3 separate regions of the Homo sapiens genome follow, and regions 1 and 2 are each linked to region 3. A link is a loop called in an ENCODE intact Hi-C map of the cell type or tissue named here. Cell type or tissue: K562. All regions are shown on one strand.

Evidence for each region. Peaks named below come from ENCODE experiments on the same cell type or tissue, not always from the same donor. Only the 100,000 strongest peaks of a DNase experiment are listed, where the experiment ranks them.
Region 1: a loop joins it to region 3, with 2.8 times the contacts of the local background. A loop is called at or near these places in 3 of 110 quality-filtered maps.
Region 2: a loop joins it to region 3, with 2.8 times the contacts of the local background. A loop is called at or near these places in 2 of 110 quality-filtered maps.

What each region holds. Positions count from the first base shown.
Region 1 is chr6:27,598,320-27,606,319 of GRCh38, forward strand. TRL-CAA3-1 (tRNA-Leu (anticodon CAA) 3-1) reads right to left here and starts at 4,356; the gene lies at 4,250-4,356. TRL-CAA2-1 (tRNA-Leu (anticodon CAA) 2-1) reads right to left here and starts at 7,426; the gene lies at 7,319-7,426. RefSeq lists a cis regulatory region at 2,200-2,372 and an enhancer at 3,276-3,776. In K562, no CTCF peak of the experiment used is centred here; DNase peaks (open chromatin) are centred at 3,422, 3,812, 4,282, 7,372 and 4 weaker places; H3K4me3 peaks cover 5,005 bases.
Region 2 is chr6:27,384,672-27,392,671 of GRCh38, forward strand. ZNF391 (zinc finger protein 391) reads left to right here and starts at 4,088. Exons shown (of 3, transcript NM_001076781.3): 1 at 4,088-4,404. In K562, a CTCF peak has its summit at 4,324; DNase peaks (open chromatin) are centred at 4,190 and 4,290; H3K4me3 peaks cover 1,772 bases.
Region 3 is chr6:27,208,630-27,216,629 of GRCh38, forward strand. TRS-CGA2-1 (tRNA-Ser (anticodon CGA) 2-1) reads left to right here and starts at 1,220; the gene lies at 1,220-1,301. It overlaps TRR-ACG2-2 (tRNA-Arg (anticodon ACG) 2-2), which reads right to left and starts at 5,287; the gene lies at 5,215-5,287. It overlaps TRR-ACG2-3 (tRNA-Arg (anticodon ACG) 2-3), which reads left to right and starts at 6,544; the gene lies at 6,544-6,616. It also overlaps the pseudogene RPL10P2. RefSeq lists an enhancer at 6,514-7,014. In K562, CTCF peaks have their summits at 4,543 (motif pointing right) and 6,148 (motif pointing right); DNase peaks (open chromatin) are centred at 1,312, 5,292 and 6,572; H3K4me3 peaks cover 2,699 bases.

The DNA.
Region 1 (8,000 bases), 390 kb after region 3:
GCTAGATTTTGACCATCTCAACTGACTGGCACATTGTATTGAGCCTAAGAAATACCTTATTTGGACTTTGTGGATTTTGGAGTCCCTTTACACTACATAATACAGCTGACATTTTAAATAAAAATAATCAAGTAGGGAGATATAGAAGAAAGATTTAGAACAAAAGTAAAATAATACATTCATTTTTATTCATGTTGGAAATATAAAGAGTCCATTAGAAAGAATGTAAACCAAGGAAAGCATAAAAGATTTTTAAATGTTCCGCCCGACGTCAAATATTAAAATTAAATATCTACACACCTAGTTGTATAAATTGGCAAACTGAAGACCAAGGTCAGAACTAAATAACCTCCAAAGAAACAAACAAACAAACAACAAGACTCCATCTCCTTTAACAATCTCCCATGTTTACTTCAAAGCAACTTTTATAACATGTCATATGTGTCAGAAAGAATTGTCAGACTTAAAAATCGACAACAGAAATTACTGGGTCCTTCCTTTCAGTGACGTGCTTGGCATTGTCTGGCAGACCCTCTAGCAAGTGTCTGATTTTTTTAGAGCTATGCATCTTTGACTTTCTATTCACTAGGCTAAGCTCTGTGATGGTAGAAGTTAAGTTATAGAAAAGTGATAATAACGCAAGTGATTCATGTTTACATTAACCCTAAGATTTTACTCAGTTGAGATACAATTTTCAGCCTTTCTATTGTGTGTTGTTTGTTCTTCAAATTCATCTTTGAAGGGGTTTTCTCAGTTGACTTAGTAATTAGTGAGATATATGAAATCTTAAACACTACATTCATGTTATATTTGTATGAAAGTCAGGTTTTCGGCTTTTCATGTGACTGACAACACCAGTACATTTTGGGAGCTCAAAAGAGGACGAAAGAAGTCCTGACAGGGAAGTCAAATGCTGGATGACGAGCACATGATGGGGTGTGAGGTATAAGTTTGAAAGATTTTAATTGTCAGAGAAAAAGGTACTCCGAGCACATTTTCTGAAGTGTTTGGAAGGTAGGACACCTTGGTCCAGAAATGGCGATGGAGCAGAGAATTTGAGTTGTTGCAAATCGGTAAAAATGCCCGAGGCAGTAAATAGAAATATGAAGCTGAATGGTCTCTTGAGTAACTGCTCAAATTCTTTTTAATCCCCAAAAGATTTTTTAAGTTTTTTTTTTTTTTTTTTGAGACGTAGTCTTGCCCTGTGGCCCAGGCTGGAGTGCAATGGCGCGATCTCGGCTCACTGTAGCCTCTGCCTCCCGGGTTCCTGTGATTCTCCTGCCTCAGCCTCCCGAGTAGACTAGCTGGAATTACAGGCGCACGCCACCACACTTGGCTAATTTTCGTAATTTTGTAGAGACAGGGTTTCACCATGTTAACTAGGCTGGTCTCGAACTCTTGACCTCAGGTGATTCGCCAGCCTCAGCCCCCCAAAGTGCTGGGATTACAGGCGTGAGCCACCGCGCCCGGCCAATACCCAAAGAATTTTGAAGAATTTTCCCTACATTTGCAGATGAAGAAAAGTTTCACAAATGATCTAAATAATATAAAACACCACACATTTTACTTTCGGAAGTGATGGAGCTGGAATTTAAACACATATATCTGATTCAAGAGGCTTATGTTTGCTACTATTGCACATTGCCTTTAAAACAATGCTGTGTTTGGCCGGGCGCGGCGGCTCACGCCTGTAATCCCAGCATTTTGGATCCAGACGCGACGGGATCACTGGAGACCAGGCTGCTCAAGGTGGTGAATCCCCGTCGGGTTTTAGCTGGGCGTGGTGGTGGCACCCTGTAATCTCAGCTACTCGAGAGGCTGAGACAAGAGAATCACTTGAACCCTGGAGGCGGAGGTTGCAGTGAGCCGAGATCGCACCACTACCCTACAGCCTGAACGACAGAGCGACACTGTCTCAAAATAATAATAATAAACAACAGTTAAATATGAACAGGGAGGTGGGCTCCAGGCTGGCCTCCATCTCTGGCACACCCAGGAAGGGGGCCATGACTGTTGTAACACATCAGCCGCATTTGAGACTTCAAGAGCCCTTGGACCCTTCTTGCAGTTGAACTTATCTGGCTCAAGCAGGAACTAACACCACAAGGGACTTTCCACCCCAAGAAGGCAAGAGGAGTATAGTTTGCTCCAGTTTTGCTTGCCCCAAAAGTAACCTTTTGCTCATTATAATAGTAAAAAACATACCCTTGGGTGGAGATTTAAGATGTTAATGAGACATGCAATGGATGTACTAGCATGTATAGCCACAGCGCATGTGCACCCAGAGGATCACCCAAAACATGCTTACTAGTCACACCTCCTCCTGCCTGCCACTTTTTGAATAAACATATAAGACTCCCGGCCGGGTGCGGTGGCTCACGCCTGTAATCCCAGCACTTTGGGAGGCCGAGGCGGGCGGATCACAAGGCCAGGAATTGGAGACTAGCCTGGCCAAGATGGTGAAACCCCGTCTCTATTACAAATACAAAAATTAGCCGTGTGTGGTGGCGCTTTCCAGTAGTCCCAGCTATTCCGGAGGCTGAGGCAGGAGAATTGCTTGAGCCTGGCAGGCGGAGGTTACAGTGAGCCGAGATTGCACCACTGCACTCCAAATAAATAAATAAATAAAATAAAAATAAAATTAAAAAAGAATCCCAAAAAGGGGATTGCCCCAGTGCCAGCTGGCGCTGTCTCATCTTCAAGAAGCCTGCTCTGACTCAGCTTTCAGTGTACTTTCGTTTTTGCAATAAACTGCCTTAAGGTGTTATCTTCGTTGTTGTTTGTCTCTTGCTTAAATTCTTTTAACCAAAAAACAAGAACGGAGGACTTTGCACTTCCCGGTAACATTTGAAGTTCTCCATTTGAAGACCAAAAACAAAAACAACAGCAACAAAAAACAATTCACCCCTGATCGTTGGGTACATAAAATAGGATCTTGCAATAGCTGTTTGCCAGTACATTCGAGTATGTTTGGATTGTCTTCTGCGTGTATGTTCGTTGTTTCATTTCTGTAGGAAATGAAGTTTCTGAAAGCTGCTAATTTGGGGCAGTAATTGAAAACATTACTACGGAACAGAATGGAAAGTAAATATTGGATGTATGTCTCCCACCTTAACAAAACGAGGGATTTGTAAAAAAAAAAAAAAAAAAAAAAAAAAAAAAAAAAAATATATATATATATATATATATATATATTACTCGGTAGAGTTTTAAATCAAGACGAAGATCTCTCTGTTCATCCATCATGGTCTTATATTTCTCTTACATGCGTCCCGTAATAACCTACATCCTGTCCCTTCACTTCACATCCCTTCTCCCATCACCAAAGAAAGAATCAAAGGGGGTCTAGATAAGCGAGGGAGAGGAAGAACGGGGAAACATGGAAAGAAGAAAGGCGGGAGGGGGTGGGGGGAAGTGGTGGTGGTGGTTTGACCTTGAGGAAGGAAACCAGACGATTGTGCAATAATACTCCAGCCTATCGCATACCCTCGCAGAAACCATTAAGATGCTGAAAATAATTATACAGGGAATACGTAAGTCCCACTCACGGGCTTGTTAAGTTAAAATGTGGTCGGAAGCATTGGGGAAAGCTCCTGAAAGGTGGTAGTTGCAAAATGGTTTTGGTAAAATCTACATCTCAAGCCCTTTTCTCCTGTTTTTGTTTGTTTTAGACACGATCTCGCGCTGTCGCCCTGGCTGGAGTGCAGTTGCGCGATCATACAGCTCACTGAAGCTTCGCGCTCCTGGGCTCAAGTGATCAAGCCATTCTCCTACCCAGGTAGCTGGGACTACAGGCGCGCGCCACCAAGCACCGCTCATTTTTTCTATAGACGGGGTGGAACTCCTGGGCTCAAACAATCCTCCCCGCTTAGTCCCCTAATCCTAGTGGTTTTTTGCTTTTTTTTTTTTTTTTTTTTTTCCTCTTGGCTTTTTGAGAGGGAGTCTTGCTTGGTCGCCTGGGCTGGAGTGCAATGGCATGATCTCGGCTCACTGCAACCTCCGCCTCCCGGGTTTAAGCGATTCTCCTGCCTCAGCCTCTCAAGTAACTGGGATTACGAGCACCCACAACTACTCCCAGCTAATTCTTGTATTTTTAGTAGAAATGGGGTTTCGCCATGTTGGCCAGGCTGGTCTCGAACTCCTGACCTCAGGTGATCCACCTGTCTTGGCCTCCCAAAGTGCTGAGATTACAGGTGTAAACCACGGCACCCAGTCCCCCAATCCTAGGATTAAAGGGGCAAAATAGCTGTGTCAGAAGTGGGATTCGAACCCACGCCTCCATGCGGAGACCAGAAGCCCCAAACCTGGGAAGTAGCAACTTGAGTCTGGCGCCTTAGACCACTCGGCCATCCTGACACGCACTGTTACTCCTTAAGTTTCATTATGTAACTCGTAGTCAGCAGACGCTGACTCCGACAAAGGAGGAAAAGACCTCGGATGGGTGGCGTACGCTCCTGGTTTTCACAACGGTATTTATTATTTTGCCCGGTGCTATTCTAAATGATGCTAAACATAGCATCATCAAAATACCTTATGTTGCTATCTTTCGGGTTAATTCAGAAATGAAACAATAGGGAAAGTGGCAAATACTCAGAACAGTGCTTCCTAAGTTACCATCTGGCTCCGTAACAGTTTCCTGGCTAGAGGGACCCTCAAAGCTCAGTATTCAGCGTCCTAAGCAGGTGCTTTGTAGAGAGAAACAAAAGTCATGCAATATTTTTATTTTTACTTTTCCGGTTCCCCCACCTAGCCCAAAATACACTGTGAATACTTTGAAGCAGAAATAAAATCAGTAACAGAAAAATGAACTGCCCCAATTCAAAAGAATGGTTGGAAAAGATGAAGGTGGAGAATGGAGAAAAATAATTAATAATTTTATCATTTTAAGAGGTTCCTGGAGCAAGAAAGGGTGGTAGGTGCTTGTGAATGTGCAGAGGTGAGAAGAGTGAAAAAGTGGAATTAATCATGGAGGCGGGTAAGAAAGGAAGAAGAGGCGTCAGGTTTGGAGAGGTAAATTAATCAAACTATCCATGGCTCATTTTTGTTATCGGTCAATGAAATCTTTCTCTTTCTCTCTCTCTTTTTCCTTTACTGTTATGTTGTTTTTCTTTGTCATGCCCACCATACAGCCCTTTCCTCTCTCCCAACATACAGGCACCCTCTCTAAAATATTTAAAATTATTATTTTTGAGACAGAGTCTGACTCTGTCACCCAGGCTGGAGTGCAGTGGCGCGATCTCGGCTCGTTGCAGCCTCCACCTCTTGGGTTCAAGCGATTCTTGTGCCTCAGCCTCCCGAGTAGCTGGGACTACAGGCGCGCGCTACCATGCCTGGCTGATTTTTTTTGTATTTTTAGAAGAGACAGGGTTTCACCACGTTGGCCAGGCTGGTCTCGAACTCCTGACCTCAAGTGATCCGCCCGTCTAGGCCTCCCAAAGGGGCGGGACTACAGGCGTGAGCCACCGCGCCCGGCCTATTATTATTATTATTATTATTGTTTGAGATGGAGTTTTACTCTGTCTCCTATGCTGGAGCGCAGTGGCGCCATCTTGGCTCACTGCAACTTCTGCCTCCCAGGTTCAAGCGATTCTCCTGCCTCAGCCTTCAAGTAGTTGGGATTACAGGCGCGTCCCACCACGCCCAGCTAATTTTTGTGTTTTTGGTAGAGATGGGGTTTCGCTATATTGGCCAGGCTGGTCTCGAACTCCAGACCTCAAGTGATTCTCCCACCTCGGCCTCCCAAAGTGCTGGGATTACAGTCGTGAGCCACCGCGCCCGGACAAAATTATAATAAACTATCCTTGAAAAATACGTTGTTGATTTGCGTGATTTAAATCCTAACTTCTGGCCGGGCGTGGTGGCTCACGCCTGTAATCCCAGCACTTTGGGAGGCCAAGGCGGGCGGATCACGAGGTCAGGAGATCAAGACCATCCTGGCTAACACGGTGAAACCTGTCTCTACTAAAAATACAAAAAATTAGCCGGGCGTGATGGTGGGTGCTTGTAGTCCCAGCTACTCCGGAGGCTGAGGCAGGAGAATGGCGTGAACTCGTGAGGTGGAGGTTGCAGTGAGCCGAGATTGCGCCATGGGACTCCAGCCTGGGCAAGGGAGCAAGACTCCATCTCAAAAAAAAAAAAAAAAATAAATCCTAACTTCTTTTCTTTTACTCAACACGGTTTGAAAAATCCACTCATCCTGCTACATGTACACCTGCTTGGTCACTTGTGGCTGCTGCATAGTATGAAAACCATAGGCAGTATACCTGATGGACATCTAGGTTGCCTCTAACAATCTGCTACCTCAAAATGCTAGAAGGACTGTACTTGGCAAGGTCAATCATGGAGCTGAGCTGGAATTTCACTGAGGTGGATTCCTAGAAGTGGAATTGCTGGGTAATAATTTAAAAGTTATACAGGAGGATAACCCAGGTAATGTTAATATTGCAAAAAAAACCTAAGACCCTGATTTTCAGCCCAAGATTTCAATCTATGTATACTTCATATAATGCAATTTTTATCTTCAAAAACAAGAGACAGAAAGGATATCCAAATCAGATAATTCTGAGAAGCAATCTCAGAAGAAGCTTTAAACTTAGTTTCTTTTTAACAGGATGATTATTTCTTTTGTTATTGATGACCCAAACTTGTTTTCAGCAGTGTCATAATCTTGAGGGTTCTTTCCTCTTAGGTTTTAGAGGTAACCTAGGAAATCTTTTGGTAGAAGTTTGTAACAGATTATTTTACGTGTGCAGAAAAGCAGTGAAGATTTTAGTCACTGATCAGTTGACTGATCAGTTGAACGGCTAAGGAAAAGAACTGGGTGTTACCGTCGTTGCTAGAGCGGTGTGAGTTTACGACAGTTGCTGGTCAGATCAATGTCCGACTCCCCTTTCAGAGAGACAGACGATATACAGGAATCTGGAACATTCCTACAGGGCTCTCTGAGAACGGAGACCTTTTTCTCGTGCCTTTTTTCTTTTCTTTTCTTTTTTTGTTTGTTTAATTTTTATGTTAGCGGATTCACAGACCAATAGATGGAAATCCGCTGCTTACTTTCTCGCAGGAGAAAATGATCTCCAACAGTGCTGCGGGACTGCGTCCAAATGGCACTGAAAATATCCCAGGATTCTGTAAATGTGGGGTTTTCCTTTGTCGATTGGTTTGATGTAAGAGAGATGCCTCTCTCTTTGCGAGACCCTGTTTGGCGAACATCGGTTGGGGAGGGAAATCTTGGAGGTAGAAACGGCTGAACTATTGTGGCATTCCTTGGCGAAACTTTCGGTACAAATCTGGTAGGGAAAAACAAAAGATCAGGCTGTGTCAGAAGTGGGATTCGAACCCACGCCTCCATACGGAGACCAGAAGACCCGAACACAGGAAGCAGTAAGCTTGAGTCTGGCGCCTTAGACCACTCGGCCATCCTGACACTGTGACAAAAATCCTTGAAACTATACATGATGAGTAATCACGGCTTACGGCTCGCCTTCTGGCTGAATCCCAGCCGCAAAAGTTCTCTCTGGAATTTGCCCGACTAAACAGGAGCTCCGAACTCACTGATTACAGAATGGAAAGGTAGAAGAATACAACTGTTAGTGCGGAATTGAATAATTCTTACAGTACTGGAGACCAAGATGGGAATTGAGGAACAAGATATGAAGGAGACGTTTCCACGTCACCTCTCCCCTTCCTCCAGTAACTCCCCGCTCTCGGCCCTGCCCTCTCCCTCTGACCCAGGCCTCCTGACTCGCATAGACCTCTGCTTACGACCCTGACCCTGTGGGGTCACTTTGCTCTTTGTGACTTAAGTCCTGATGCAGTAGCTCCAACTTGATGCTGCCCCAGGGCCAGTGGGAACTTTTCTGGACAAGAGGAGGCCATAGCAACAGAGTGGGGCTGTTCTGTACATGGATTTCTAGGCATTCCCCCTTCTCCTCAGACTATCCGAACTGTGATTTCACCACCGGAAGTCATCCTTACATGTTTCATTTCGTTACACAGTT
Region 2 (8,000 bases), 180 kb after region 3:
TGCAAAATGAGTGACAGCAATGAACCAAGGAACAGAAAGAAAAAATTAGAATTATTTTGTTATTGGCCAGGTGCTGTGGCTCATGCCTGTAATCCCAGCACTTTGGGAGGCCGAGGCAGGCAGACCACCTGAGGTCAGGAGTTCGAGACCAGCCTGGCCAACATGGCAAAACCCCATCTCTACTAAAAGTACAAAAATTAGCCGGGCATGTTGGCGGGTGCCTGTAATCTCAGCTACTTAGGAGGCTGAGGTAGGAGAAGCCTGAACACGGGAGGTGGAGGTTGCAGTGAGCCAAGATCGCGCCACTGCACTCCAACCTGGGCAACAAGAGTGAGACTCCATCTCAAAAAAAAAAAAAAAGATTTTTTTTATTATAAGGTACTTGCCATACTACCCATGAAGCTTTATAGTGTTATTTGAGAGTGGACTCAGATTAGTTGTAAATATATATTGCAAACTCTAGATTAACCACTTAGAAAAAAGAAGTGTAACTAATATGCTAATAAAAAAGAAAAATAAAATCATATAAAGGGTTCAATTAAAACAAAAAAAGTCAGAAAAAGTGGTAGACAAAAATAAGAACAAGAACAAAGGCAACAAATAGAAAACAGTTAAGCGTAGTAGATATTAATCCAACTATATCAATAATACTTTCAACATCAGTGGTCTAAATGCACCATTTTAAGGCAGAGATTGTGAAGAAATAATATATGTTGTCTACAAGAAACTCACTTTAAAGATAAAGATACATATAGATTAAAAGTAAATCAATAAAGTTATACCATACTAACACTAATCAAAAGAAAGCAGAAGTAGCTACATTAATTTCAGACAGAGCAGACTTCAAAGCAAGGAGAGCTATCAGGGATAAAAAAGGGAATTATGTAATGAGAAAAGGGTTCTCTAAGAAGACATAATCCTTAATATGTATGCACCTAAAAACAGACTTTCAAAATACATGAGGCAAAAACTGATAGAACTTCAAGAAGGAAGAGATGCATCTACTATCACAGAAATCTCAAAAATTCTTTATCAGAAATGGGCAGATCCAGGAAGCAGAAAATCAGTAAGGATATAGTTGAAATCAACAACATCATCAATCAACTAGATATAATGGCCATCTATAGACTTCATCCAAGAACAGCAGAATACTCTTTCTTCTCAAACTCACATGGAACATTAATCAATATAGACCATGTTCTGGGCTGTAAAACATAACTTAACAAATTTAAAAGAATAGAAATCATACAATGATTTATCTCAGATGACATTAGAGTTAACTAGAAATCAATAACAGAAAGATCATTGGAAAATCTCCCACATACTTGGAGATTAAGCAATACACTTCTAAATAATACATGGGTCAAAGAAGAAATGCCAAGAGCAATTAAAAGATACTTCAAACTACATGAAAATGAAAACACAACTTATCAAAATTTATAGAATGCTGTGAAAGCAGTGCTTAGGGGGAATTTATGGCAATGAATATATACATATTAGAAATAGCATAAAAATACCTAGGAATAAATTTAACCAAGGAAGTGAAAGACCTGTATGCTGAATACTGCAATTGCTTAAAGAAATTAAAGAAGACCTAAATAATTGGAAAGACATCCCATGTTCATGGGTTGGAAGACTAACTACTGATAAGATGATAATACAATTTGATATACAGATTCAATGTATTCCTTATAAAAATTTCAACATTTGTTTGCAGAAATAGAAAATCCCATCCTAAAATTCACATGGAAAATCAAATTACCCTGAATAACCAATGAAAACCTTGGAGAAAAGAATAAAGTTTAAAGACACATACTTCATAATTTCAAAACTTTACACAAGCCTACAGTAACCTAAAGAGTGTGGTGCTGGAATAAGAATAGGAATATAGACCAATAAAATAGAAAAGAGAGCCCAGAAATAAACCTCACATATACGGTTGATTGATTGATTTTCAACAAGTGCCAAGACCATTCAATGGGAAATGGACAGTATTTTCAACAAATGGTGCTGGGAAAACTGGATATCCAAATGCAAAATAATAAAGTTGTAGTATTTACACCATCTACAAAAATTAACCCAAAATGGATCAAGGACCTAAATTTAAGAAGCAAAACTATAAAACTCTTAGCAGAAAACATAAAAATCTTTATTAGACAATGTAATTTTCAAGTATTGCACAGGTGATAAAAATAAATAAATGGAGCTTCATCAAAATTAAAAAGTTTTATGCATCAAAGGACACTATCAAAAGAGAGAAAAACTTCACAGACTGGGAGAAAATATTTGCAAATCATATCTGAAGAAGAATATCTGGAATATACAAAAACTCATGCAACACAACAAAACCTAATTCAAAAATAGGCAAAGGATTTGAACAGACATTTCTCCAAAGAAGACACACAAATAAGTACATGACAAGATGCTCAACATCACTAGCCATTAGGGAAATGCAAATTAAAGCCACAATGAGATAAAGCTTATACCCATTATGATGGTTATAATACTACAACTACAACAAAACAGAAGTTAACAAGTGTTAGCAAAGATGTGGAGAACTAGAACCCTCCTGCACTGCTGATGGGAATGTAAAACGATGCAGCCATTATGGAAAACAGTTTGATGGTTCCTCTAGAAAGCTGATTGCAGAGTTACCATATGATATAGCAATTCAATGCCTAGGTGTATACCCAAAGAATTGAAAACAGTGACTCAGATACTTGTACACCAATGTTCACAGCAGCATTATTCACAATGGCCAAAAGGCAGGAACCACCCAAGTGTTCAACAAGAGATTAATGGATAAACAAAATATTATGTATGTATATTTATACACTGTTTGTGTATAAACACACACATATACACGAAGGAATATTATTTAGCCATTAAAAGGCATGAAGGATACATGCTGCAGTATGAATGAACCTTGAAAACTTTATGCTAATTAAAAATAATCCAGACATAAATAGACAAATATTGTATTATTTTACTTATATGGCATATCTAGAACAGGCAAATTCATAGAAACATAGTGTAAAATAAAGGTTACCAGGGACTGTGGGGAGCAGGGAATAGAGACTGCTCAATGGGCATCTTTAGGGATGACGAAAATGTTCTAGAATTAGATAGTGACGGTGCTGTTGTGAATACGCTAAAAACTTTACTGTATGACTTTAAAATGGTAACTTTAATGTTGTGCATAGTTTACCACAGTTTGAAAGTGTTTTTAATTTTTAAAAATAGGAAATGATAAAATTAGACTTTATCTAATTCTTTCCAGCTTTATAATTTGGATCCTGCTCCTTTGTACTTCATGGCTCATGCTTTATACTTACTTGATGTTTCTATGGTACTTGTGCACAGCTGTCATGTATCAGACCTGCAGTTTTGCACATGCTTTCCACTCTTCTAGTTCCTCAACTATTTGTAAGGTTGCCCTCCTTTATGTTTTCCATTAAATCTTCCATTAGTCAAACCACTCCAGTGTCCCTCGTTCCATAAGTTTCCCCTGCTCTGAACTCCCAGGGCACATTGTGCAACTTCATTACCTTATATTAAAATTATCTGGAATTTTAAAAAATCTACTAGATTAGGGTAGTGTCCTGATTTTATTCATTTTTTTCTTTTGGTGAAATTTGAGACATGTCTTGCATTTAACAGTATTTAAGCAACTAGATTGTGCAACGGAGCCAGTTTCTCCAGACAGGCTGGAGAGACCACTTGCATCAGAATCATCTGGGGTGCCCCTTGAAAATGCAATGTTCCGGGCCAACGAGTCAATCTCGGAGTGTAAATCTTGTGAAGCTGTATTTTAACAAGCTCACTTGGTGATTTATTTGTGTACGCTATTTAAAACTCTGTGAACCACCGGTCTAGGCTATACTTTGCAGTGTATTAAGGTGGTCTTCGGCACCTCTCGCAGACCCCCTTCCTCTTGCCTCTAGCGCCAACCTCTCAGCCTCTCGCATACCAGGGGAGGGGCTTTGCAAAACCTTCCACGAAAGTGAATCCCAGCACAGCCCTGCTGTAGCTGGCTCTCAGGCGCAAGCGCAGAGCTGCGACCGCTGCTGATACGTTGCTCAGTCTCAGTGTGGTCTCTGTTTTGCAACTGGTCGTCCGCGTCAGGAGACTTAGGTCCAGGCGACTGCCCAGACAATGACTGGTCCCGCATACCGAGCAGAGCATGATCAGCAGCAGTCTGAGTGGAAGAGTGCCTGTGATCTTAGGGAACCTGATGGGCGTTGGAGCAGCGGTTCGACGCATGGGTTTCTCTTTAATCCTTCCGACTTCCCCAAGCCCAGCGCACTCAGGTTCCGCTCCAAGTGCGGGACCCGCCCGGGGTGTGTCGGGGGTACTCGGCCGGAGGCGGCCGGTGAGTGAGGCTTACAGGGCCCCGGGACCAAGGTGGGTGCTCTTAGAGGTTCTGGAAAGCGGAAACACGGGTTCTTCGAAGGAAACGGGCGAAAGGGTCGCGTGTGGTTTGGCTGCAGGTCGGGTCAGGAGGCACCTCCACGGTTGGGACGCCGCGTGGCGTGGGGTCATGAAGCCCCCAGCGCTCGTCTCACTGGCGGGCCAGCCTAGTCCCTCTGCGGCAGTGACAGCCAGTGGTTTTCCCCGGGTGTATCCCTGGGAGATGAAAAAGAGCAGGGTTGCTCCCTGCTTCCCCTCTAGCTGGGCGAGGGAGGTCTTCGGTACTGGGGTGTTTCCCAGGTGCTTACTGAGTGCAGGCACTGCTCCAAGAGTTTTTACCTGCATTAACTCATTTAATCCTTGCATCAACCCTATGAAGTAATGTACTATTATTATGCCCATGTTACAGATAAGGAAATTGAGGCACACAGAGATGAAGTACTTGCTTGGCCGGGCGCAGTGGCTCACGCCTGTAATCCCAGCACTTTGGGAGGCCAAGGCGGGCGGATCACCTGAGGTCGAGACCAGCCTGGCCAATACGGTGAAACCCGTTCTCTACTAAAAATACAAAAATTAGGTGGGAGTGGTGGCGCGCGCCTGTAATCCCTGCTACTCGGGAGGCTGAGGCAGGAGAATCACTTGTACCCGGGAGGCAGAGGTTGGAGCGAGCAGAGACCACGCCACTGCACTCCAGCGTAGGCAACAAGAGTGAAACTCCGCGCCCCTCCCCCCCAAAAAAGAGAAGTACTTGCTTGAGTGCCAGTCCTTAGTTTATGTTTCTGATGATGAAGGTTGGTACTTGAATAAAGTAGTTGTTAATTATTTGTTGTGGGTGTATTGACAGTTACTGTGGATCATTGAGTTTGTGCTTTATGTGTGAGTTTGTGCTTTGAGCCAATATCTGGGAACATTGTTACCTGAAGATCACCTTTGGTAGGACAAGATTTTCTCTATTCTGTGATTAAACTGAGGCTGCCCAGGCAGTTCTGCTGATTGCTTTGTGGATTGGCAAAGGCTCCAGGAAGCAATCAACCTAGTGCCACAAAACAAAGCACCCAGAGAAGCCCTATTCCTGACCCTTCAAAACCTTCTTCCTTCTGAAGGGGGTAGAAAATAAAGGAGAATTATCCCTGGATCAGGAATTGATTATAGGAGAGACAAGCAATGTCAAAAGAATTTTAGATAATTAGGGTAACTGTGGTGGCCAGCGCTGTTAGTGCTAAAAAGTTTGAGTCACATAAAGGAATAGCAAACCACCAGGTTGGCTAGGGCTGCAGCATGTTGTGACCACTTAAGAGAATAATGATTTTGTAGGGATACAGTATCCAGAGAGCAGTAAGGTGACTCAAATAATGAAAGTATGAGGAAGAAAGGAGAAAAGGAGAGGCAACTTTCCACATTATGGTGGAGGAATCCCTTGGATGGACTCTGGATAAAGGTATAGCCCTAACCTCCTAGCATCTCTGAAATATGTTTGGGGGCTATCCCTGAAACTTTTGTCACATCCGCTAGACTTCCTTTTCCCATCTTACATACATCCTCCAAAGCCAGGAAAAAGAATGCATCTCTCCATGCTCTAGAGCAGCAGCTGCTGAAGGGAGACTCATAAATCCTCTGACAGCATCTTTCCTTAAACATACACCATCACAGTTTTCAAATTCATTGATGTGAGATGAGCACAGCAATAGCATCATCTCCCTTATACTATATATGATATTCTTTATTGTAAATGTTTTGCCATAGTTTAACTTGCAGTATTGATGAAAGTTTTGTAAGAAAAGACAAGCACATGCTAGTAATGGTGTTTTATAATGTGGGACGAGATTTTTCAGAAAAGTGACTTGACCAAGGAAGTGCAGCTGTAAGCAGTGTCATCTGTCTTCTATTTTGACCCTCAGGAAGAAGTAAGGGGACTAGTGCCATAGTGTCTTTGAACTCATACCCCATATGAAGAGAACGTCAAAGAGGCTGGATCACCTAAAGGGTTTAGAGAAAGTTTGGAATTGGCTCAGATCTGTCTTTTATCATAAAAGATGAACTTGAAACCCAGACATAACTGTCCATTGTCATTTTCTTTATATCTGAGAGGAGATGGGATTACTTTGGGGCATTCATTGTACTTTTTTTTTTTTTTTTTTTTGAGACAGAGTTTCGCTCTTGTCGCTCAGGCTGGAGTGCAATGGTACTATCTTGGCTCACTGCAACCTCCGCCTGCTGGGTTCAAGCGATTCTCCTGCCTCAGCCTCCTGAAGTAGCTGGGATTACAGGTGCCCACCACCACGCCCAGCTAATTTTTTTGTATTTTTAGTTGAGACAGGGTTTCCCCATGTTGGCCAGGCTGGTCTTGAAATCCTGACCTCAGGTGATCCACCTGTCTTGGCCTCCCAATCATTACTTCTTAATCCTTAGGGTTGCATTCAACAGGCTAGATGTGGACATTACTAGACAGAGGTTCTGGATGCCTTGGACTATGACCTTTGCCCATTTCTGCCTTTCATTAAAAATAAAACCAAGAGGAGGCAGAAGATGGAAAGGCAACTGTCTACCTCTCCATAAGATCCATATTCCACATGAGTTAAGTATTCTTCCCTCTTTTCTGAACGTGTGTTTCATCATACCAACCAGAGACACATTTATTTCTCTTTTAAAGGAACTTCCGTTCTTAGATGAGTCTGCCAAATTTTGCCAAGGGGACTATTCTTCATTTGCCTGTTGACTGTCCTTAATATCTTCAACACTCCCTCACTCTAATTCATCATTAGATGATTAATGAACACAGGCTTTTTTTTGGCCTATTTCTTGAATGGTTTCATCTGAAACACGGACCTTGAGATCTTACATGTCTCCGAGGATTTGAAAAAGAGTAGATTCATTCTAGTTCTCTCCCCTTAGTCTAAGCAGATGGCTATGTGCCTCAAAGTTTGGGATCTAAAGTTAAACTACTAGGTATCCGATAGCTTTGGACCAATCAAGTCCAGCATCTTCATTTTGCAGGTGAGGAGACATAAAACCAGATTGTTTATTTTTCCCTGGTTTCTATATAGCTACCAATGGAGCTATAACCAAAATCCAGATTACCTAGTCAGTGCCTATAGCTCTGGGCCTCTATCTGATGTTTCCCTGAATTGTGCTGAGGATGCCACTTGCACTTCAGTGGAGGCCAGAGACTTTATTGATTTTATTTTTTTTGAGATGATGGAGTCTTGCTCTGTCGCCCAGGCCAGAGTGCAGTGGTACAGTCTTGGCTCACTGCAACCTCTACCTCCCAGGTTCAAGCAATTCTTCTGCCTCAGCCTCCTGAGTATCTGGCACTACAGGTGTGTGCCACCATGACTGGCTAATTTTTATATTTGTATTAGAGATGGGGTTTCACCATGTTGGGCTAGTCTCGAACTCCTGACCTCAGGTGATCTGCCTACCTCGGCCTCCCAAAGTGCTGGGATTATAGGTATGAGCCAAAGCCAGAGACTTTACTCCATCGGTTACATAGATAGGGCTGTTAGTGAGGCTGAGATTTACTGCAGCCTTTCAGGGACTGGGTCTGGGAGGCAGTCACTCTCTATACCCCTACAGCACTCTGAAGTCAAGAT
Region 3 (8,000 bases):
TATTAAGAAAGCGGTGGCCGGGCGCGGTGGCTCACGCCTCTAATCCCAGCACTTTGGGAGGTCGAGGCGGGCGGATCACGAGGTCAGGAGATCGAGACCATCCTGGCTAACACAGTGAAACCCCGTCACTAATAATAAAAAAAAAAATACAAAAAATTCGCCGGGCGTGGCGGGCCCCTGTAGTCCCAGCTACTCGGGAGGCTGAGCCAGGAGAATGGCGTGAACCCGGGAGGCGGAGCTTGCATTGAGCCGAGATCGTGCCACTGCACTCCAGCCTGGGCGACAGACTCCGTCTCAAAAAAAAAAAAAAAAAAGAAAGAAAGAAAGTGGTACAATACTGAGTAGAACATACTGAGTAGAACTCTTTGGATTTGGGAGGCAACATTTGGGCACGCTACACCAAACCATTTATCAAGTAACCTGAAAATATCCCAGTTTTGAGTGGGGGCCTAGAACAGGAAATGGTTCTGCAACAGGACCACGTTGCAGCTCAAGCGACTCTGCCACTGGGACCATAAGAACCAGAAGAATTGATCTTTCTTCAAGTGTCAGAGAAGAGGGATGTTATCTGGAGGCTTTGGCAAATTTCTACAGGTGAATCACGGCACAGAACTTTAGAATTTCAGAGCAAAGTTTTGCCATCCTCTGTGGGTAACTACTCTTCTTTAGACAAGTAGCTTTTACCAGCTTTTTTTTTTTTTAACCAGGTTCTTAGTACAGTCTGAATGCTTGACCACATACCACCACATTACCATATGGCCTCAGATGCAGATCTTGAACTGGATAGTGTGTGTTACCAAGCCATAAATTTAGACATGCACAGCAGCGTTCCATTATCAAATGGAAATGGGATGTATTAAATAAAGCTTGAGCAGCTCCTAAAGGCACAAGTAGGTTGCATGAGGAAGTGGCACAGCTGTTTATGGCATCTACTCTTGCTATATTGCCTTCTGTTTATTTGTGTGTGTGTGTGTGTACATCTACATCTATGGCCTCATAAGAGTTCTAAATGACCAGTTGACTGAAGAAGAAAAAACTCAAGAATGGTTTATAGATGTTCTGTATGTTCTGTACAATATGCAGGCACCACTTGAAAGTAAACAGCTGCAGCCCCACAGCCCCACATACAAATAAACAAGAGAGGCTAGCAGTGAGAATTACAGCATGCAGGGCCCTATGCGTATGTGTTTTTGATGCATAAATAGTAACCATTTAGAGGGCTGTGATGGCCGAGTGGTTAAGGCGTTGGACTCGAAATCCAATGGGGTCTCCCCGCGCAGGTTCAAATCCTGCTCACAGCGCTTCTCGGTACCTCTCTCTCTCTTTTTTTTCTAAATCACAAATCGCTGTGACTCTCAGTCTTTCATCTTATTTCACATACAAACTGAGAAGAGGGCCGCGTCCTATCTCGAACTCTGTGTTGGACCGCCCACCTTTACCCTAAGCACCCGGACCTGCTCCTCCCAGCTGAGCCTCAGTGAACCCCTGAGCCCCGGGCGGTGCTTCCATCAAAGATCTACCTACTCCTCAGAGTCCACAGGAAGCCTGGGGCTTCTTGGGCTTTCACAATAGCTGCTCACTTTGTTTTGAGATTGCTAAATGGGAAAGCAGCGACAGATTCTAACGGCAAAGAGGAAATTTTGCTTTAAAAATACAACTCCCCTCAGTCGGGCGCGGTGGCTCACGCCTGTAATCCCAGCACTTTGGGAGGCTGAGGCAGGAGAATTGCTTGAACCCGGGAGGTGAAGGTTGCGGTGAGCCGAGATCAGGCCACTGCAGTCCAGCCTGGGCAATAGAGCGAGACTCCGTCTCAAAAAAATAAATAAAAAATAAAAATAAAAATACAACTCCCCAGGCCGGGCGCAGTGGCTCACACCTGTAATCCCAGCGCTTTCGGAGGCCAGGCGTGGTGGCGGGCGCCTGTAGTCCCAGCTACGCGGGAGGCTGAGGCAGAGAATTGCTTGAACCCGGGGGGCGGAGGTTGCAGTGAGCCGAGATCGCGCCACTGCACTCCAGCCTGGGGCTGGGTGACAGAAAGAGAAAAAAATAAAATTAAAATAAAATAATAATTTAAAAAAACACCAAACAAACAACAACAACAAAAACTCCCTGTACTGATAATAGAAATGTAGGTAAGCATCATTAAGTAGTTCTGTGGTATTAAAAACAAACCAGGCTGATGATAATTTAAAAGATCTAAGATCATAAATATCCATTAGTATGTGTGTGCCTGGCACTCTTAAAAAGAGTGAACAGGCTGGGCACGGTGGCTCACGCCTGTAATCCCAGCACTTTGGGAGGCCAAGGAGGGAGGATCACGAGGTCAGGAGATCGAGACCATCCTGGCTACCACGGTGAAACCCCGTCTCGACTAAAAATACAAAAAAAAAAAAAATTAGCTGGGCGTGGTGGCGGGCGCCTGTAGTCCCAGGTATTCGGGAGGCTGAGGCAGGAGAATGGCGTGAACCCGGGAGGCGGAGCTTGCAGTGAGCGGAGAGCGCGCCACTGCACTCCAGCCTGGGTGACAGATCGAGACTCCGTCTCCAAAAAAAAGAAAAAAAAAGTGAATAGAGCTCTTTCCCTTCGGCGTGCCACTGAAGATCCTGGTGTCACCATGGGCCGCCGCCGCGCCCGTTGTTACCGGTATTGTGAAAACAAGCCGTATCCAAAGTCTTGCTTCTGCTGAGGTGTCCCTGATGCCAAGATTCGCATCTTAGACCTGGGAAGCAAGCAAAAGTGGATGAGTTTCCTCTCTTTGGTCACATGGCGTCAGATGAATATGAGCAGCTCTCCTCTGAAGCCCTGGTGGCTGCCCAAATTTGTGCCAATAAGTACATAGTAAAAAGTTGTGGCAAAAATGGCTTTCATATCCGAGTGCGGCTGCACCCCTTCCACGTCATCTGCATCAACAGGATGTTGTCCTGTGCTGGGACTGACAGGCTCCAAACAGGTATGGGAGGTGCCTTTGGAAAGCCCGCAGGGCACTGTGGCCAGGATTCTCATTGGCCAAGTTATCATGTCCATTCGCACCAAGCTGCAGAACAAGGAGCATGTGATTGAGGCCCTTCGCAGGGTCAAGTTCAAGTTCCCTGGCCGCCAGAAGGTCCACATTTCAAAGAAGGGGGGCTTCACCAAGTTCGATGCAGATGAATTTGAAGACATGGTGGCTGAGAAGCAGCTCATCCCAGATGGCTGTGGGATCAAGTACATCCCCGATCGTGGCCCTCTGGACAAGGGAGGGCTTTGCATTCATGAGGGCTTCCACTGTGCTGCCTCCTCTTAATACTCGCCGTAAATCCTACTTCCTGTCCAAAAAAAAAAGCAAAAACAAAAAAACAAAACCAACAAAAAAAGCAGTGAATAGAAATGAGGAAATTGAGACAAAAGGCGGATACACAACTTAGCCAAGGCTACAAGGAAGGAGTCGGGATAAAGGCGCTGTGCACTGTGGCTGCAATGGGGCCCAAAACTACCGAGCTTCTCACTTTCAGAGGAGAGGACCACCCACCCCCGTTTATAAATACTTTTGCATTTTCACATGCCTATTTCGCCTACATTGAGTCCTTAAATAATATTTAGCCAATTTATCTAATGATGACTGTTATAATTTAACTTTATATTTATATTAACTCCAAGTTTCTAGGTTGCTAAATGAATTTTGTTGTTAAAATGTTTACCATTTTTTTTCTTTTGAGACGGGCAGGGCGGGGGAGGGGTGGGGAGCAGCGCCGTGTCTCGCTATGTTGCCCAGGCTGTTCTCTAAATCTTGGGTTTAAGCGATCCTCCCGCCTAGGCCTCCCAAAGTGCTGGTGTGAGCCACTGTGCCCAGCCAAAATGTTTACCTTTCTTGAATTATTATATCAATTTACCTAATTTGGGGAAGGAAGATGTTTCTTTCTTTCTTTTTTCTTTTCTTTTTCTTTTTCTTTTTTTTTTTTTTTGAGACGGAGTATCATTCTTGTTGCCCAGGCTGGAGTGCAATGGCGCGATCTAGGCTCACTGCAACCTCTGCCTCCCGGGGTCAAGCGATTCTCCCGCGTCAGCCTCCCGAGCTGGATTACAGGCATGTGCCACCACGCCCGGCTAATTTTTGTGTGTGTTTTTGGTAGAGACGGGGCTTCACCATGTTGGCCAGGCTGGTGTCGAACTCCTGACCTCAGGTGATCCACCCACCTCGGCCTCCTGGAGTGCTGGGATTACAGGCGTTAGCCATCGCACCCAGCCTGAGACATGTTTCTTAAAATCTTTTCTGTTGCATAGAGTCTTATAATTACAGAGGAAATTACTTCCTCTGTAATGGTTTTGTGGTTATGGTTGTTTTGTTATGATTCTTTGGAGAATGAGATGGAAAACATATGATGTATACCCCAAGAATGTATTTTATTCCATTTTCTTTTTCATTATCTCAAAATTTTAAAGTATTTTGATCTCTACTGTTCCACACAAAGCATCAGTATCCAACATAAGTATATTAAAAAATGAAATTATTTAATGAATGAACAGATGAACCGACTGCATAAATTAATGAAGCTTTCACAAGTGCAATAGACACAAGGGGGCGGTGGCTCACGCTTCTAATCCCAGCACTTTGGGAGGCTGAGGTGGGCGGATCACCTGAGATCGGGAGTTCGAATCCAGCCTGACCAACATGGAGAAACTCTGTCTCTACTAAAAATACAAAATTAGACAGGCGTGGGTGGCGCATGCCTGTAATCCCAGCTACTCGGGAGGCTGAGTCAGGAGAATCGCTTGACCCCGGGAGACAAAGGTTGCGGTGAGCCGAGATTGCCCCATTGAACTCCAGCCTGGTCATCAAGAGCGAAACTCCATTTCAAAAAAAAAGAAAAAACGGAAAACACACAGGATGATATTTTTCTTTAAAAATTAAAAAAAAAAAAAAAAAAAAGGCCGGGCGCGGTGGCTCATGTCTGTAATCCAAGCACTTTGGGAGGCCGAGGCGCTCTGATCACCTTAGGTCAGGAGTTCGAGACCAGCCTGGCCGACATGGTGAAACCCCGTCTCTACTTAAAATACAAAAATTATCCGAGCGTGGTGGCAGGCGCCTGTATTACTAGCTACTCGGGAGGCTGAGGCAAGAGAATTGCTTGAACTCGGGAAGCGGAGGTTGCAGTGAGCCGAAATCGCGCCATTGCCCTCCAGCCTGGGGGACAAGAGCGAGAATTCGTGTGTGGGGGGGGGAAGAAAATAAGCCTCCGAGCCAGCCAGGAGTCGAACCTAGAATCTTCTGATCCGTAGTCAGACGCGTTATCCATTGCGCCACTGGCCCGTCGTTGTGGGTCTCTCGATTATCTATTCTTCATTAGGATCACTAAGAAAATAGTTGGTTTGCAATACAACCAGGCGTACATTGAACAAGACTGTGGATTCTAGCAAAGCGCGATTGTCTTTGTGGTCAATTTAAATAAGTTTCACTCCCTTCAGATATTTATATTTATAAAGAAATTTTCTGCTTTGGAACATCATGTACATAATAGAGTTACTGTCGTTGACATTTGTTTACTTGATGTGCCCACTTCTTTCTTTTTTTCTTTTCTTTTCGTTTTTTTTTCTTTATGAGACGGAGTCTCCTTCTGTCACCAAGGCTGGAGTGGAGTGGCGCGATCTCGGCTGACTGCAACCTCCGCCTCCCCGGCTCAAGCGATTCTCCTGCCTCAGCCTCTCGATGAGCTGGGATTACAGGCGCGCGCCACCACGCCAGGCTAATTTTTTGTGTTTTTAATAGAGACAGGGTTTCACCATGTTGGCCAGGCTGGTGTCGAACTCCTGACCTCAAGTGATCAACCTGCCTCCCAAAGTGCTGGGATTACAGGCGTAAGCCACGGCGCCCGGCCTGGGAGATGTTTCTTAATGTCTTTTCTGTTGCATAAAGTATGAAATTATTTTCTCTGTAAGGATTCTTTGGTTATGTTTCTTTTGTTATGGTTCTTTGGAGAATGAAATGGAAAACATATGATGTGTACCTCAAGAAAGTATTCCATTTTCTTTTTCATTATCTCAAAATTTTTAAAGTATTTGGATCTCTGATCACTGTTCCACACAAAGCATCAGTATCCAACACAAGTATGTTTAAAAAATGAAATTATTTAATGAATGAGCAGATGCACCGACTGCATAAATTAATGAAGCTTTCACAAGTGCAATAGACACAAGGGGGCGGTGGCTCACGCTTGTAATCCCAGCACTTTGGGAGGCCGAGGCGGGCGGATCACCTGATGTCAGGAGCTGGAGACCAGCCTGGCCGACATGGTGAAACCCCGTCTCTACTAAAAATACAAAAATCAGCCGGGAGTGGTGGCGCGCGCCTGTAATCCCAGATACTCAAGAGGCTGGGGCAGGAGAATCGCTTGAACCCGAGAGGCGGAGGTTGCAGTGAGCCGAGATCGCGCCAGTGCACTCTAGACTGGGCGAGAGAGCAGGACTCTGTCTCATTAAAAAACAAAAACAAAAACAAAAAGCGGGTACATCAATGATAGATAATCGACAGACGCAGACTGAGTGGCCAGTAGTCAAAAGCGCAACCGAGGGCCAGTGGCGCAATGGATAACGCGTCTGACTACGGATCAGAAGATTCTAGGTTCGACTCCTGGCTGGCTCGGGTGTTAATCTTGGCTTTTTTTTTTTTTTTTTTTAAGAAAAATATCCTGTGTGTTTTCAAACTGATGACAGAAACCGGTTCTTAAAGTCCTTTGAAAGAAAATTCATCTGATCTGGCTCTTCACCTTGCACCGTACTGCTGCACATCACAATCGTGACCTTTAAGTCTGGTTTAAAGTTAAGTATCAAACTGAAATTTGAGACCTTAAGTCTCTTCGGAAATTGCTTTTTTTCTTTTTTTTTTTGAGACGGAGTCTCGCTCTGTCGCCCAGGCTGGAGCGCACTGGCTGCATCTCGGCACACTGCAACCTCTGCCTCCCGGGTTCAAGCAATTCTCCTGCCTCAGCCTCCCAAATAGCTGGTACTACAGGCTGACGCCGCCAGGCCTGGCTAATTTTTTGTATTTTAGTAGAGACAGGGGTTTCACCGTGTTGCCCAGGCTGGTCGCAAACTCCAGATCTCAGGCAATTCGCCCTCCTTGGCCTCCCCAAAGTGCTGGGATTACAGGCGTGAGCCACCGCGCCCGGCCTGGAAATTGCATTTTTTAAATCTCCCCTTTCTTTTTTTTTCCCAACTGATACTGAGAAATGGGTTGGTTCAAAGAGATCTCTGGAAAGACAACTCAAAAAATTCAAACATTCGACAACAAAAAGAAGTAAAGTTCTAGGCCGGGCATGGTGGCTCACGTCTGTAATCCCAGCACTTTGAGAGGCCGAGGAGGGCGGATCACCTGAGGTCAGGAGTTCGAGACCAGCCTGGCCAACACAGCTCTACTAAGCATGGCTCTACTAAAAATACAAAAATTAGCCAGACATGGTAATGCGCGCCTGTAATCCCAGCTACTCGGAAAGTTGAGGCAGGAGAATCTCTTGAACCCGGGAGGTGGAGGTTGTAGTTAGCCGAGATGGCGCCACTGCACTCCAGCCTGGGCTGTAGAGCGAGACACTGTCTCAAAATAAATAAATAAAATAAAATAAAATAAAGTTACAATACGTGCTACAAAGTGAATGAACCTTGAAAATATTATGCTAAGGAAAAGAAGCCAAACACGAAAAGCTACATATTGTATGATTCAATTTATAGAAAATGTCTAGAATAGACAAATCTGTAAAGGTAGAAAGTGTTAATATTTGCCAGGGGCTGGAGAAAGAGGGGAATGAGTACGGAGTTTGTTTGGGATGATGAGAATGGTTTGAAATTAGATAATGGTGATAGTTGCACAAGTCTGTGAATACACTAAAAAGCAGTGAATTGTACACCTTCAAAAGTTGGATTTTATGTTATGTTAATTATATCTTAATTTTTTAAATCCAAATTTAAAAAACAATATTGACCTACCGACTTTTTTTCTTTTCTTTTGAGTCTGGATCTCCCTTTGTCGCCCA